Linked DNA regions of Homo sapiens: region 2 is linked to region 1. Evidence: chromatin loops called from intact Hi-C (ENCODE). Cell type or tissue: endothelial cell of umbilical vein. All regions are shown on one strand. Links, peaks and the distances in the headings refer to the core of each region. The heading gives the core; the rest is flanking DNA.

The links. Peaks named below come from ENCODE experiments on the same cell type or tissue, not always from the same donor. Only the 100,000 strongest peaks of a DNase experiment are listed, where the experiment ranks them.
Region 2: a loop joins it to region 1, with 7 times the contacts of the local background. A loop is called at or near these places in 38 of 110 quality-filtered maps.

What each region holds. Positions count from the first base shown.
Region 1 is chr14:72,800,248-72,803,165 of GRCh38, reverse strand. All of the region lies in intron 1 of DPF3 (double PHD fingers 3), which reads left to right. Among named protein-coding and RNA genes, the nearest start is that of DPF3, 92 kb to the left of the region's middle. In endothelial cell of umbilical vein, for the core only: no CTCF peak of the experiment used is centred there; a DNase peak (open chromatin) is centred at 1,625; H3K27ac peaks cover 1,662 bases.
Region 2 is chr14:72,882,417-72,885,334 of GRCh38, reverse strand. The region is part of intron 1 of DPF3 (double PHD fingers 3); the gene reads left to right. Among named protein-coding and RNA genes, the nearest start is that of DPF3, 10 kb to the left of the region's middle. In endothelial cell of umbilical vein, for the core only: no CTCF peak of the experiment used is centred there; a DNase peak (open chromatin) is centred at 1,214; H3K27ac peaks cover 1,783 bases.

The sequences.
Region 1 (2,918 bases), core at 91-2,590:
TAGGAAGAGAGGAGGACTTTTCTATCCTTGGAAGGGGCCTGCTTCAGTTGTGCTGCCTAGGAAGGCACATGTTATACTAAAATATTATTTGTTCTCCATCTGACACTTGCATTTAACTGGGAGTCCTGTATTTTATCTGTCAATGTGACAAGGGGCGGGTAGGTGGAGAGGTGGGCACAGGTGGAGAGGTAGGCAGTGGGGCAGGGGCCCTGGACCTCCATGGGGGTGATGATGGCAGGATGTGGTCATTGAAGTGCTGAGGTTCTGAAGGGTGGCGTGATAGCTGCCCATGTCCAGGCTATCACATCGAGACAGGCTAGAAGGGAGATCAAAGATCTCTGCCATTCATGGTCTTTGGAGAATTCACCGTGAGGAATAGCACTCACATGAGCTAAGGGAAAAGAACAGTCTTTAGCCTTGCTTCCCATCCACTTTGTATCTGAAAATATACAAATGTATTCCCTTTGTGTATATTTAAAAAAGAATCCAAATTCTTTTCTCCTGGTAAGTTAAAACAAACATTTCCAGGGCTGGAAATCCATGTACTCAGGAACTATCAAAAATGTGTCAGTTCTGGGCTGTTGGGGGCATGTGCCTTGAGGTATGTGCTCACAGGAGGGGCTGGGGGCTCAGAAGCTTTGCTCCCACTCCCAGGAGCTAATTTTGAGCTTTGATATCTATGTGACTCTCAAGAGCATGCATGTGGGACCTGGCAGGCCCTTGGAGATTAGCCAGTCTGAGAGACAGGGACTCACAGCACTTAGGAGCTGTGTGAAGGGTTCTCTCTTGACAGATGAGCAAACTGGAGCCCAAAACACTTAGCGATGGGCTTCAGGGCCCCCGAGGCAACAGAACAGGGTGAGAACATGGGTCTCCTGACTCCAGGTTGTGTACAGTTCGCCATGACTCTGCACTCGCTGGTCCTGTGGCCTCTCTCAAATATAAGCATGTTGAGGGCAGAAACCAGGAGTCCCATTTGTCTCGTAGTGTTCAGGTGGTGGGGGTAGGGGGAGCTGTGATGGCCCTGCACACCCAGCTGTCCCTGTGTGAGCATTTGCTTGCTCTTGTCACTCACATGGTGCCACTTGTTGGTGCCACTCTCTTTGCTACTCAGCAGGAATTTGTTTTCCATGGCTTATCCCATGCCTTTGTTTTCTTGGCTCTGAGTCACCCCAAAGGTGGATGCCTGGCAGGGGTGGTATCAATCCCCAAGGATAAGTCCCTAAGAATCTAGTTCTTCCTACCTCTTGGCAGCTAGCCTTCTTTGATGTCCTTGGGGTGTTTTATGTGAAACTCTATTTTCTCCTACTGTCCTACACCTTCAGTCCCTGGCTGTAAGAGACATGAGATGAAAGGTCCTCCCGTGTTGTGTCTTGTGCCTTGTGTTCAGGACAGCATATCCAAGTGTGTATGGGCCTTGTCCAGGCACCATTTAGTATGGGGCTATTTTCCTGATCTGTCGCCACTGGACACCCATATCCTGAGCAAAGTGAGAGCTGAACCCACCTGGCTACAGTGTCACTCCTTGGCAGTCCCTGGAAGAATTCTTCCACTCAGAACTTTGTGATGACTTCACAAAGACAACAAAAGGAGGAAAGTGATTCATAGGGGCATGAACGATATGCAGTTTTCTAAGCAATTGCCTGAACTGTGAGCATATAAACCATGGTGAAGAGTGCACAGTGTGGTTCTGTATGACTCACCAGTTACCTCCTTGAGGTCATGATGATGCCTTCAGCCAGGTGGCTGAGGGACAGGCCTTGTCCTGGCTCGGACTCTGGTCTCTATTGCTGCTATGTTTTTATTTTTTTCTCAGTTCTTTGAGCCACTTAGTGTCCCTCACCAGCCATCCTGGGGTCCTCACATCCTTGTTTCAAGACCAGAGCCTCACGGATACATTTGTGGATATTGGCCTGCAATTCTTCCATGTCCAGACACCAAAACCCAGTGCCTGCATCCTCTGTAGCTTCTTCTGTTTCTGTGGCTGCCTGCCCAGATCCAAGTAGATGCTGGGGATTGAGCGAGACTGCCTTTTAGGGCCAGCTTTTCACAGCTACCTGTGAATGCCAGGACTGGCTTCTCTTTGTACTGCACTATTGGTAAGGTGGTGTTAACCACTGTGGCTTGAGAGGGAGGAGCACAACTACAGGGTGAGTGCTACCCAGAGAGTCATCTCCCGTTATTCCAGACACCCAAAACCATACAGAAGTAAGCCTATAGTTATCTCCTTTCCTATATTGTCAGATGGCCCCCTGACTGCAGTGGGCTGCCGTTTTAATTCTTTAGTTGTATCATGCCTATTTGTGTGTAGGTTCAACTTGCAACTACATAACTGCTTGCTTGTCTGCCTATCCATCTATGCATCCATCCCTGCATCCACCCATGCATCCACTCATGCATCCACCCATGCACCCATCCATGCATCCACCCATGCATCTATCCATCCATCCATTCCTCCATGCATCCGTCCATTCATGCATCCATCCATGCATCCGTTCATCCATGCATCCATCCATGCATCCATCTGTGCATCCATGCATCCATCTGTGCATGCATGCATTCATTCATGCACACATCCATCCATCCATGCATGCATGCATCCATGCATCCATACATCCATCTGTGCATCCATCCATCCATGCAACCATCCATCCATCCATGCATCCATCCATCCATCCAAGCATCCATGCATCCATGTGTCCATCCATCCATCCATGCATCCATGCATCCATCCATGTGTCCGTCCATCCATCCATCCATCCATCCATCCATCCATCCATCCATCCATTTATCTATTTATCCATCTAATAAGGGATGGTAAACTTATGTATTTAAAGGGACCAGGCAGGTAAAGTAAATGAGGAAATGGGCTTGACAAAGACAATAAGGAGTGGTGGGGGCCGTGGTGAGCTGCCATC
Region 2 (2,918 bases), core at 236-2,735, 82 kb before region 1:
GGCATTCTCCACCTTATAAACTAAACAAACAAAAAAACCCAAACCTAATAGTATTACAGAATTCAACCTCTCTGCCTCTCCCTCTATTGGTAGTCCATTGCGTTCTGGGATAAACACACTGGGAACTAGGAACCCAGAGACTCAATTCTCCCATCCCCAGCCACAGGGATTGCCTTCCCCTCATATCCCCCTTCCTGTTTTTTTTTTTTGAGACGGAGTCTCGCTCTGTCGCCCAGGCTGGAGTGCAGTGTCGCGATCTCGGCTCACTGCAAGCTCCACCTCCCGGGTTCACGCCATTCCCCATTCCCCGGGCTCAGCCTCCCGAGTAGCTGGGACTGCAGGCGCCCGCCTTACGCCCGGCTAATATATATATATATATATATATATATATATAGTATTTTTAGTAGAGACGGGGTTTCACCGTGTTAGCCAGGACGGTCTCGATCTCCTGACCTCGTGATCCGCCCGCCTCGGCCTCCCAAAGTGCTGGGATTACAGGCGTGAGCCACCGTGCCCAGCCTATATCCCCCTTCCTTTGAGGGCAGGGACTCCTCGTGGGGGTCAGGGTTTGGGTTTGAGGCAGTTCCAGGGGCTGTAGCACTAGCAGTTACCTGGTGAGGCTTGGAGTGAAGGCTTCCTAGGTGGATGGAGATGTGATGTCTGACAACAGGAGGTGGGTGGAAGCACGGTGATGACAGGATAGCTTGGGGGGCAGGAGTTAGCAAGTCAGGCCTGTCCTTCCAAACAGCCAGGAGAGCTTGTGTCTCCCTTCTCCTCCCTTCCCCTTCCTCCAGCCTGGCTTCCCCGCAGCGGCCCACATGAAATAATGGATGTGGAAACATTTCAGAAGGTGGAAAGTGCAAATGTGAGGTGTTACTATGAGAACTAAAAGTTTCCTGTAGCTGATCATGGCCTCCTCAGGCAGTCAATAATACCTACTATATTAAACATTATTTTAAATATTAAAACAAAAATAAATGTTTCTGGCATTACCCATCACATCTAATCATTGTTTCTCAGGAAATGCAAGGTCTACTCATCCAGGCTGTGTAAATAGCCCTGGGATCTCAGTGGGATTTTCCTATTGTCTGGGTTTGAAATAAGTGAGAATGTGAGCTCAGGGGAAACCCTCATTTCATTTCCGGTCATAGCCCTGACCTGAGTTCACCCACCAAACCAGAGGAAGCAGAAGCGCGGTTGGTAGAGTGGGGTGCTCTTCTGGGAACTTGGGCCTTTGGTCCTTGCCTGGTCTCTGGCTCCTCCTTCAACTGAGATGACTGAGGGAGAGAGAAGAAGTGGAGGCGGGGCAGGGGCTTAGATCTGCTTGTGAATAAGGAGAGTGAGCTGTTGGCATTGGAGGTCAGTGGCAAGAATGGATTCTTTTTCTTTTTCTTTTTTTTTTTTTTTTGAGACAGAGTCTCACTCTGTCGCCTAGGCTGGAGTGCAGTGGCGTGATCTTGGCTCACTGCAACCTCTGCCTCCCACGTTCAAGTGATCTTGTACTTCAGACACAGGAGTAGCTGATATTAAAGGCACATGCCACCACACCCAGCTAATTTTTGTATTTTCAGTAGAGATCGGGTTTTATCATGTTGGCCAGGCTGGTCTCGATCTCCTGACCTCAAGTGATCTGCCCACCTGGGCCTCCCCACGTGCTGGGATTACAGGCGTAAGCCACCATGCCAGGCCAGATTCTTTATAGAAAAGTAGACCAGAGAGCATTGCGGTGGGGTCAGATCTCAGAGTTACATGCATGTCTTGGTTGCCAGCCTTGGAAGTGGTTCAGATTCAGTCTTGCTGCAAAGCTACAACTTTCTTTATTTTCTTTTCTCATATATTTTTTGGAGATAGGGTCTCACTCTCACCCAGGCTGGAGTGCAGTAGTGCGATCACTCTGTCACCCAGGCTGGAGTGCAGTGGTGCCATCACAGCTCACTGTGGCCTCAAACTCCTTGACTCAAGTGATCTCCCACCTCAGCTTCCCAAGTAGCTGGGACTACAGGTGCGTACTGCCACACTTAATTTTTAATTTTTTTATAGAGATGGGGGTCTCACTGTGCTGCCCAGGCTGGTCTTGAACTTCTGGCCTCAAGTGATCCTCTTACCTCAGCTTCCCAAAATGCTGGGATTGCAGGTGAAAACCACTGCACTTACTTGGCCCTGCAACTTTCCTTTACAAGAGCAAATGAAGCAAAAAACATCATCCCTACTCCTGCTGTCCTCAACCAGCAACTCTCGATACATCTTTGGCTGCCAGTTGAGCACAACGAGAACTCTCTCATCCTCTTTGGAGTTCCTTCATCCCACAACCAACATGGATTGCCTGCCTGCCCCTGAGAACTAATCAGCACAGCCACCTGACTCCCTCCCTACATCGAGGAGCTTCCACTCCAATAGAGACTTCTGATCTGTCTGTTTCTTCTCCTAGACCCTTGTTTTTTGGCAGGGCAAAGTAAGTGCTAGCAAACCAGGAGGCTGACTGCTGCCCTCGGCTTTTCCTAGGAAAACCACTATAGGTGAGGGGAGTGGGGAGAGGGGCGGCAACGCGGTGCTGGTGATAGGGGGAGGGCAGGGTGGATGGGGCAGTGGGAGGGGAGAGAATATATTCTCTCCTGCTAATTATTTTCCCTGAGGACTTAGCCAATGCAGAACCATCTATTATCGTGGGAGCGCTCTATGGTAGTTCTGCCTGTGATGAATGCTAAGTGGAAACAAGCAAGAAAAATTAACAGGCGGCTGCTTCTGTCCACCTAATTAAAATGCATATCCAAATGCATAATTCCTTATGTTTCCCCATGCACACACTCCCCTTCCAATCCCAGTTCTATGGAGGAGAAAAAAACACTTTCCCCCAATCATTTCTCTTGATTATATTTTCATCAAGGAAGAACTGGAGGGTTTCCCCTTAGAATAGAGAA